Regions from separate parts of the Homo sapiens genome. Here region 1 is linked to region 2. Evidence: chromatin loops called from intact Hi-C (ENCODE). Cell type or tissue: PC-3. All regions are shown on one strand. Each heading gives the region's core, and the rest is flanking DNA. Links, peaks and the distances in the headings are about the cores only.

The links. A loop is a pair of places that touch in the nucleus more often than their neighbours do. Peaks named below come from ENCODE experiments on the same cell type or tissue, not always from the same donor. Only the 100,000 strongest peaks of a DNase experiment are listed, where the experiment ranks them.
Region 1: a loop joins it to region 2, with 2.0 times the contacts of the local background. A loop is called at or near these places in 3 of 110 quality-filtered maps.

What each region holds. Positions count from the first base shown.
Region 1 is chr17:63,353,719-63,359,105 of GRCh38, reverse strand. TANC2 (tetratricopeptide repeat, ankyrin repeat and coiled-coil containing 2) reads right to left here. Exons shown (of 28, transcript NM_001394998.1): 14 at 3,716-4,323. Among named protein-coding and RNA genes, the nearest start is that of CYB561, 90 kb to the left of the region's middle. In PC-3, for the core only: no CTCF peak of the experiment used is centred there; a DNase peak (open chromatin) is centred at 2,645; H3K27ac peaks cover 763 bases.
Region 2 is chr17:63,273,478-63,278,864 of GRCh38, reverse strand. All of the region lies in intron 9 of TANC2 (tetratricopeptide repeat, ankyrin repeat and coiled-coil containing 2), which reads right to left. Among named protein-coding and RNA genes, the nearest start is that of CYB561, 170 kb to the left of the region's middle. In PC-3, for the core only: no CTCF peak of the experiment used is centred there; DNase peaks (open chromatin) are centred at 3,324 and 4,524; H3K4me3 peaks cover 893 bases; H3K27ac peaks cover 4,230 bases.

The DNA.
Region 1 (5,387 bases), core at 176-5,175, 80 kb before region 2:
AGTGACAGAGTGAGATACTGTATTAAAAAAATAAAAACAAACCCCACAAAAATACACACATAATAACGCAGTAGTCTTTTAATCTCTGGCAAAATCTTACACACACACACACACACACACACACACACAAATATTAATCTGAGAGCCGTTCCTATGGAAGGGAAAGTTAGATATCATGAAAATTGAGAAAATGAGGAATAGAAACAGAACAGAGTGGAGATTTATTCAGGGCGAGCCTAAAGCGATATAGAAATATTAAGCAGTAACTGGACTGCACCACAAGGCTGGTAGCTCCGACTGTCTACTCTATCAGCCTTAAATTTCTACTATGAGAGTCACTAAAAGGTTGCCTAACAAAGGCCGATGACTACTTCTCTCAAATGTCTTATTTTAAATGCACAAGTTGCCTCAAATAGGTTTTCCATCTCTTTACTATTAGCATAATAGCAGGAATTCGCTTATTAAATTAGTGAGTTAATCTGATATCTCCGTGCCCAAGAGAATAAAACATAGGACAGATTAAGTTCAGGGTATGTCAGAAGGCTGACAGTGATGAACAGTGGGAAACAGAGAGCAGAATGAGGTGGTATGGTCTAAGGTTTGTGATTGCTTCAAGGGGCATATTTTACCTAAACTGCAAATCTAAAAGATTCTTCAGTGATACTCTGCTTACAGTTTGATACACACACACATACACACACACACACACACACACACACACACACATACTCTCTCTCTCTCTCTCTCTCTCTCACTCTACTCACCTTGTTACTCATTTATTTCTATGACAATGAGACAACGATACATCTATGTAACGTTAGGTCATTCTCTCTGGTAGGTCAAGTCCTTGCCCAGATTCTGAGACAATAAGCAGTCTGGTATTCAAAATAATGAAAACTCAATCTCAGCTGTAGCATTAACCTCTGGCTCTGCTATTTCCTGCTTCCAGCACCATTCTCAGATTACTGACTCTTTTCAGCTCAGGCAGAAGCAACCTCCTTGGGTAGCCTATTTCTGGAGAAGATCAACTACTTTTTGGCAATTGAGTGCTGAAAGCCCAGGAAAATGGACTAAAAAGGGTAAGAATGTTGTGTTGCCTCTGGAAGCTCTCCTTACACCACAGAGATGTACATGTCAGGCACTGGCTTACCTGGTGTGATTTCAGAGGCACTGAATTGGTCTTCTTTGATCTACTGAAAGATGCTTTAGAGAGAAGGAGAGAAAGTGGAGAACAGAAGGAGAAACAATGTGCAAGAAGTGGAGGCTGAAGGCCACAAAGACAAACCATGCCTGGAGAGAGTCCTGCTAATCAGACCTGCCTGAAATGGAAAACAAGTGCAGCCAGCTGCTTTGAAAGACCAGCTTGGGCTTTGCCAATAGCATTAAATTCTTAGTGAATTTCCATCTCATTGACCTAGGGAGCCTTAAGCACTGAGATCAATACTTCAGTACTTTAGTAACAAGGTTGGTGCCAGCCATTGCTGGGGAGGGGGCTGAGTTCCAACTGAAATGAAATCTAAGAAAGCTTTTTTTGATAACTCCTGGTCCTGTTTACAATTTTACTCTCTGCCATTAAGTGAAATAAGATGATCTCTCAGCAGCCATGCTATTCAATCATCAGGGAACGGATTATACAGGATTTGAAGTTGGAAGTACCTGCTCCTCTTGTCCCAGTGCATCAGTCGGTTGCTGCAAAACTCCTAGTTAAAATGCGATGTTGAGAAGGCAAAGCCTGTATAGTCATGATATGGCTGTATAAAAGCCGTATTTTCTCCTCTGAGAGCCCCTGAGGATTTCATCTGTTGTAAGGATACTATTAATTCAGTGGTAGTCTGGTTGCCTTGGACCTCAGCTTTCAATCCTCTGAGATGTCCCAGGATCTAAGGTCCCAGATCAGCTAGCAAAGTTTCTCTGGGAACTGATCTCAAAGCGTTTATTAGGCAATTCTACATTAGTTTCTTTTTCCTATATACATAGTTGCCAGTTCTTTGTATTAAATATTGACAACAGCTCTAGTAGGATTTATAGTAAAATCCTTTTGGGAACATCATACAATTCACAGAAGGGACTTGGATTGTTTTTATTGTTTCTTTTTAAAATCTTGTGCTCCAAAATGATAACAGCAGAAGATGGCTGTCGCTATCCGATTAGCCACAGGATTTAACTAAGATACACCAGAAGGGTCTATTACTGCAGGGTGAGGGGAGGAAAAAGAACATACCCCAAGTGTTTCTTTTACTCTGTACTATTCTAGGCATCATACTATATGACCTCACTTAACTTCTCAACAACTCTAGAAAAAAGGCATTATTATTGCTCTTATGTAGATAAGAAAACTAAGTCTTAGAAACACTATGTAACTTTTTCCAAAGGTCAAAGTTCCTAGAAGAGGCAGGATTTATATGCAGGTAATTTGACTCAAGAGTTTATGTTCTTTCCACTACAGCATGTTTCTTTAAAAAAGCTTCCCTCTCAGAGAAAATGCTACAAAGTCTATTGCCTGGCTTAATATCTTCATCATAATCTGGAACTAATTTTCTGATGAATCAGCATGGAGTAGGCTGAGCAGCATGCCCACAGTACAGTTGTCTCTAATAAGGCCTGGTGAAGGACACGGTGAAGGGCAATAAAACCCCAGCATGAACACAGAGTTTTATTCTTTCTGATGAGTCACATGTGAGGCATAGTCAAATCTGGCCTCTTCTTTTTGAGCCAAAATAAGCTCTGCATTTGCCAGCTATGTTGTTGGTGTCTTCTTTGTTTCCATGAAGTCAGTAATGTACCCGGCTTTTGAAAACACCAACTTTATTAAAGGAATACGTCTTTAAAAATGTTAGTATGACGGAGTAAAAGCACACCCCGACCAGGATGCCAGAGAACTAGGTTTCATGCAATAAAAAGGGAAACAGTTTCATATCTAGTCTGGTTTGAGTTGAGAAAGATTCTCAAGTCAGGTTCAAGCTCATTGGGAAAGAGTGCTGGGGTAAATCAGTGATCCTGTTGTGCGTGTGGGGTGGGGAGTGGTGGGATATATCATGCACTTGTGATCCCTATTCTGGTGTGTGCCCCTCCCTTCTCCCATGTATTAACCTTATGACTTTGTGCAAGTTGATCCAGCATCTTAAGGCCTTTATAGCAAAATGGAGATAATGACACCTTACGTATCTAAAGGCAGCATGGATAGACCAGCTGATCTCTTCAAATCTTTTTCAGCTAGGAGGTTTAAGATTGTATTTTCTAGTATAAAGCTTAGCATTGGCTGGACTTTAATGGATTTAGTCACTGGAAACTTTAAAAATGATAAGGTTTTATAAAAGGGCAATAAAAACTTTGAAATGATTCTGCCCTAAATCAAAGAGATTTACAATATATCAATTCTTTCTTCATATCAGAATAATAATACTGAGGAAGTCCATTAAATGGTTAACTTAATTATAGCCTGTGAACCCTGTGGGGTCAGTGAAAATTATTTAGAAGAACACAGGAACGTAGGATAGCATTCTAAATATCTATGCAGATGTTGAGTCTTAAGGAAATAACATTGTAAAACAATAAATTAGTTAACCTCATTATAGCCTTGCCTTGAGAAGAAACACAGATGATGTCTCTTCTATGTGAAATGTTCAATGAAGAACACTTCTACTTTCAATACTCACACTCCATGCAATAAACAGAAAACAGACTCAGAATTGTTTATCACAGATATATGTCTTACCTCGGATCACAGAGAAATTTGGTTTTCTCTCCTTCTTCTCTCCAGATAAGCCATTCTCGAAAAGAAGGATGTACAAACATACGAGTCATGTCTCTGCGCTTGATTAGGAACATGGAGAGGTTCTCCATTCTCTGCTGAAAATCCTCCCATTCTAGTGTGCCTTCAATGCTCCCAGCATTGATGGCCTGGAAGATATGCTCATCAGTCAGTGGGTGGAGAGAGGCCACTGCCACATTCAGGAGAGGCATCACCCGGTCAAAGGAAGACTGGGTTGGGAACTTCATATTGCACTGGAGTAAATAAACCTCTGAGAGCGAAACAGGAACTACTTTGTAGCTAGAGCTCTTTAACACTAGATAGCCTTTCTCTATGAGGTCAAATGTAAGTTTCAGATATAGATAGGACCCTTGACTGAGGGTCTTGAGATGAGAACTGAGTTTGCCAAATGTAGTATTGTCCATTTTGCCATTAAGTGAAATGTTATTCTGGATCTCTGAGCTGCTGTGTATCCGGTGCAGGATGTAAGCCTGCAGGTCCTGGTCTATGGCTTCATTCTCTTCTAGTCGATCCAAAAAAATCCTATGGAAAGGCAGCAGCTTGGTAATTTCCTAAAAAGATGGAGAGAGAGAAAGAGACAGAAAGACCTTCAGTTTCCCCTAACTCTTGTGATAAACTATGAGGTTCACAAATGTATTCTGAACTTCGAAGTGGCCAAACAGGGAAACATGATCAAGTATTAGTATCCAAAAAGTAAAACAAATTAGTTGCATAGAAGGGACACAACTTCTCCTAACATTGAGACTTAAGATATATTTTTAAATGGGTCTTTGTAAAGAGTGCTTTTGGAGTGATTTCATGATCGTCATTCTAAACAACACTCCTGAAATAAATAGAAAACGGAGCACTGTATAACTCTTTTGCTGTAATTTTTCTCAGTGTAAACCAGGGCATAATGCCAAGTACAAGTCAGTAAGAGAAATGTACAAAGATTCAAAGACTGGCTTAGAAAAAGTTGGCTTTCTAACTCTCCTAATAAAATGACTATTTAAAAAAAAATTTCCCACACAACACAGATGTATAAAATGACTACATTTAAATGCGGGCCTTCTGGAGATACCTTAGCCGAAAGGTACACTTCTAACAGTAGGAAGCTTGGCACCTTGGTAACAGATTCCAATAGAATCTGTTGGAAATTCTACTGGGGGAAGGTGATATGGCTTTGTGGCTACTCCTATGCACTGGATTCCATCCTTTCTTACCTACCCACGGACTTTGCTCCTGTGAGTACCCATTCCCTCTCCTGCATCTGTTTCTTCTCAGCTGGGTCACACATACATAAACTCCATATTCTTCCTTCCAGCTACTACCCTGTATCTCTGTTCCCATTTTTCACAAAAGTTTTCTGTATTCGCTATCTATAATTCTTTCCTTCCCATTCTCTCCTCCATTTGTTCCAATCAGGCTGCACCCTCACCACCTCACTGAAATGGTTCTTGTCAAGGGCATCAGTAACTTTCACTTTGCCAAATCCGATAATAAAGTTCCAGTTCTCATCTTCCTCAACCTCTCGGCAATATTTGACACAACGCATCTCACCTCAATGCACTTTTTTTGGAGTCACTTTCTGCAGCTTGCTCCCAGAGAACGTTCCCCTCTTTTCTCTCTTAGCACA
Region 2 (5,387 bases), core at 209-5,208:
TCATATTTGTCCTTTTGTGACTGGCTTACTTCATTTAGCAGAATGTTCTCAAGTTTCATTCATATTGTAGCATATTACAGGATCTCTTTTCCATTGATATATAGACCACATTTTCTTGATCCATTCATCCTTTAACATTTAGGTAGTTTCTGTCTCTTGGCAATTGTGAATAATGCTGCAATAAACATAGGAGTGAAAATATCTCTGAGACCCTGATTTCAGTTCTTTTGGAAAAATACCCAGAAGTGGGATTGCTGGATCATATGGCAGTTCTATTTTAAATATCTGATGAACCTCCATACTGTTTTCCATAGCAACTGCACCATTTTACATTCCCACCAACAGTGTATGGGGTTCCAATTTCTCTACATCCTCACCAACACTTGTTATTCTTTCTTTTTTTTTTAAATAATGGCCATGTTAACAGGTGTGAGGTACTATCTCATTATGGTTTTGATTTGCATTTCCCTGACAATAAGTGATATTGAGCATTTTTTCATATACCTATTGGCTATTTGTATGTCTTCTTTGAAGAAATGTCTATGTAAGTCCTTTGTCCATTTTTAAACATTGTTTTGTTGCTACTGAGTTGTAGGAGTTTCTTATATATTCTGGATATTAACTCCTATCAGATACATGGTTTGAAAATATTTTCTCCTATTCCATAGATTGCCTTGTTACTCTGTTGCTTCTCCTTATCCTTCTCCTTAAGACAGGTCCTCATTCTGTCAGCCATGCTGGAGTGTGGTGACACAATCATAGCTCACTGAAGCTGCAGCCTTGGACTCAAGTGATCCTCCTGAGTAGTTGGGACTACAGGCGTGTACCACCGTGCATGGCTAATTTTTAAAGTTTTTGTAAAGACAGGTCTCACTATGTTGCCCAGGCTGGTCTCGAATTCCTAGCCTCAAGTGATCCTCCTGCCTCAGCCTCCCAAAATGATGGGAATACAGGCACGATCCACTGTACCCGGCCTGTTACCTCTTTTTAAGTACTAAAAATACTGATGCCAAATACTGATGACTCATCTGGCATAGAAATAATTTTAGTCTTTGTTTTTTTTTTTGCTGAATTAATAAAATTCATTAAGCATTGTGTTGGCATGTTCTTATACATTATCTTACTATCTCTGTTCCTTTAGTTCTTTTCCATTACATGTTCCATTTCATTGTCCATCTGGCAGTGTCTATTCTTTAAATTTTTTTTTTTTAGCTTTTCTTAAGTATCAATGAGTTAATTTTAAAGGTAATAAACTGTAACTTGTTTTCTTCAAAACTGCTTTTAAATGTTGCTAATTTCTATTCCTGCACACTAACTGAACAAGGATGCTGGCAATGATAACTTAAGACAGAGAAATGACATGATTCTGAGCTGCATTTTAGAAAGATTACTTTGGCAGCCAGGCATTATACTGATTAGATGACAGAAAGACCAGAGAAGCAGAAAAGATAACTGATGGGTCTTCGGCTTAATACCGGGGTGACGAAATAATCTGTACAACAAACCCCCGTGACACAAGTTTACTTATGTAATGAACCTTCACACGCACCCCGGAACCTAAAATAAAAGTTAAAAAAAAAAAAAAAGAAGAAGATGGAAAGACCAGAGGAGGGAGGCAAGCTAATTAGCAATATTGAGAATGGAGAATATGGAAAGAATGTGAGAAACTCTGTGAGAGCTGAACCCTCAGGGTCTGGTCCTGACTGCATATAGGAGATAATGTAGATGGTGCTTCAATGCTGACTCCAAGATTTAAAGCTCAAGTGAGAGGAAAACTGAAGTACTATTTAGGAAGAGAGGAGTCGAAGCTGGTTTGGGTGAATGAATCAAGTATCCTCTCTGACCACAGCTCCTGCTGAAATATTCAACAGTCTTTGCCATCTCCAATACCGCAGAGTACAGAGTATCTACCATAAGCCAATGTACTGCTATTACTGTATTACCGATTGCTTTTTATATTAAGTTGTCTATGACATAGTTTCCTTATTACCACTACTTAAAGAGTTGTGAGGATTAAATAAGAATATGTTTAAAGCTCTAAGCACTGTGCCCACAAAGAGTAAGAACTCCAATAAATGTATGCTATCACTTTTACACCTTTTGAAGAGTGTCTCACTGTTAACATTTGTCTTAGTGTTTTAAAAAGTCCATTGCCTTCTATTAATGTGGGGATAAAAAAGGGGGAAGGCTTATTTTACTCTGAAAAAAATCTTACTTTGAATCTTTGAATAACTTCCATATTAAATTTCAGCTTTCTGACATTGGTCTTATGGGAAAACATTTGTTGAGAAAAATCTGCAGTCACTGCTGAGTGGAATTTTCAGAAAGAGAACAAAGATCTTTGGAGAACAGTTAAAAAAAAAAAAAAAAGAAAGGGAAAACCCAATTCTCCCAAAGGTTGCTGCTTTTTTATATGCTTCCTCACATTTAATACCTGAAAATGTAGAGAAAACATAAAACAGTAAAGGTTTTAAAATAGGAAATATTTGATAAAATATTTATAACTATGGCAATACAGTTGTTTTAAGTATTGTGCTCTTAGAGTGTTGGCTTTTAAGGTGATATACAACATTTATTTTTGGGAATATAAAAACTGGGTATTTTAATTCGTTGAAATTTAAGATAAAACATTTTAAAGTGAACTCTCATTGATGAAATAGCCTTTCGTTTGTGGCCTTAAAATGAAATCATCTAGTTCTGTAATTTTATGAGCATCTGGGGAAGTTATTTCACAACAAACCTTTTATATACTACAAGATTAAAAAACTTAGATCATTTTACTGAATTACAAAATTTTTTTGCAAAGTCTTATCTAAGTAAATTTATTGGCATTATGGTTACTTTAATAGACCTAGTCACTTTTGAGGAAAATAATAAGATTAATTGGGAAGTTTATTCTTTAATTTAGATCAAAACATCAAAATAGGTTAAGAGTGTGTTATTTTTCTTTACTGCACTCAAGGCATTTTAAAGTATTTCCAGTGAGATATCTTGCAGAGTTAGATGTCATGATGAGAGTTTTGTTCATGTTACTTCACAGTCTTCTCTGCAGAAGAGCTGGTTGGGGGTGAGGGGAACAACCTCATACAACTAAAACTTACAATCTACCCATATAATATTTACTATAGGAAGTTATGTGCATGCAACCTTATCCTTGGGTTTTGAATCTACTTAAGAAAATTTAATCTTACTTGTAGGGATGAAATAATGAACAATGAGGTAGAAAAGACTGATGGAAATATTCCCTTGTAAATGTGAGAGCCAGCCAGGCAATGATCAAGATGACTAAGCAACCTCAGGGATGTGTGACTCAGTAGGCTAATGTAAGAGCATTTAGCTTCATGACATGCATCTTAGTCATCATCATAAAGGATTCATTGTTTCAGAACAGTACGGGACTCATAAATGGTGTGAAGCACAGATTTGATAAAAATTAAATTTATTGCTTTGATAAAACCAAGTTAACTGTGGCAGGGCCAATTTCACATAAATTCTGCCAATGAATCAGACTATCATTTGTACATATGCCCTCCAACCTAGTGTCTATTAAAGTAGCTAATAACTAAACACAAAGCCTCTGAATGGCTTTTTATGTAATGAGATTTAGTAAAAGTTCTAAGGAAACCACCATATATTGAGAAATGAAGTTTTAATTAGCAATATATAATTTCTTCAAGTAGAAGAGTGTGGTTGTAACTTAAGACCAGGCAGGTTAGGGTCTCAATATTAATAATTTGTTGTTAATTTAACCCACGTAGCTACCATTCAAAGTCACTATGCTACAATTTGCCTTGTATATTTTAACTCCTCCTGGTTCCCTTTATATAATCCATCATAAGATTTATTACATTTATCCATAAAAATAAACTATTTCTTCCTTCCTTGTAATAGGCAGCAAACTTAGTTTCTATCTTTCTCTGCGGAATGAGAGAGCTTTCATTAAGATGATCAGAAAGAGTGGACATTTTCAGGTGGATAATTTTTAGCATAACTCCACATTAACCTAATGGTGATTAAATTTAAAAACATGAAGCCAAAAATAATTAAAACAATTTTTTTGAGACTGTTGCCCAGGCTGGAGTGTAGTGGCACGATCTTGGCTCACTGCAACCTCCACCTCCCAGGTTCAAGTGATTCTTAAGTCTCAGCCTCCTGAGTAGCTGGGACTATGGGCCCACGCCACCATGCCTGGCTAATTTTTGTATTTTTTTAAAGTAGAGATGGGGTTTTACCATGTTGCCCAGGGTGGTCTCGAACTCCTGACCTCAGGTGATCCCTCCACCTTGGCCTCCCAAAGTGCTGGGATTACAGGTGTGAGCCACCATGCCTAGCCTAATTTTAAAATTTTAAGTTAAAAACTTTATTAGTTAAATTAATTCAAATTAATATCTATCAAAGACATTAGGCTTTGGGACTAGAAAAGGCGCTTGTAGTAGGTTAGCTAGCTATATACTCTGTACTAGTACACAATCTTCTATGACTTTTATCATTAGTATTCAAGCTCTTGGATGGTTGACAGCTAGGAATCTGTTAAGTTGCTTTGGACAGTTGACTCACATGACCTCTCCCCCGTTGGGCCGGGTTTCTGGAAATATCAATTTTTGTAGAACAGTTGTTCAAAACAGCTGTCTTGAAGAGTGAAAAAAAAAAAGGACTTTTTAACTAATGAAGCAATGTTGATGTTAATATCCCACTTGGAGATGTTATCCCAACTTCTGCTTCAGCAGTCAAAAGACTACCATTATCATCAAACAACTGCAGTTACTATTAAGGCACCTGTTAAATTAATTATGCCTGTATTGTTAAATCATGTTCATGAATAACATGTAACCAGCTCTCAAACTACGCATTTTTGCACTTTTGTAAATAGACTGATGGACCTTGAGGCATAAAGCTTATCTTCAATTACAATGACATCCTCTAAACTAGTGGTTTTAAAAGTGTGATCTGCAAAATCACCTGCAAGGTTTAAGACACGGCTTGCCAGCCCCATTCTCAGAATTTCTGATTCAGTAGGTGTGGAATGGGGCTAAAGAATCTGCATTTCTGAAAACTTCCTAGATAATGCCACTCCTGCTGGTCCCAGGACCACACTGTGAGAGCCACTAAGCTCGCCTACTGCAATAGTCTCAGTGAGAGGCAGTATTGAAGGAGGTGAAAAGTAGTTGGATTTGGGAGCTCTTTGGAGGTGTAGAGCCAACAAAACTTGTTTTTAAACATTGTGATCCTAAAATAAAATAAAAGCGTCATCTGGGGATCCCTAGATTCTTGAGATATGTTCTTGGAGTTTGCAAAGTCAAAACTATATTTACAGTACTAAGAGGTTATTTGCCTTTTTCCACTCTCATTCTTTCACAAGTGTACAGTGGAATTTTCCACAGCTTACA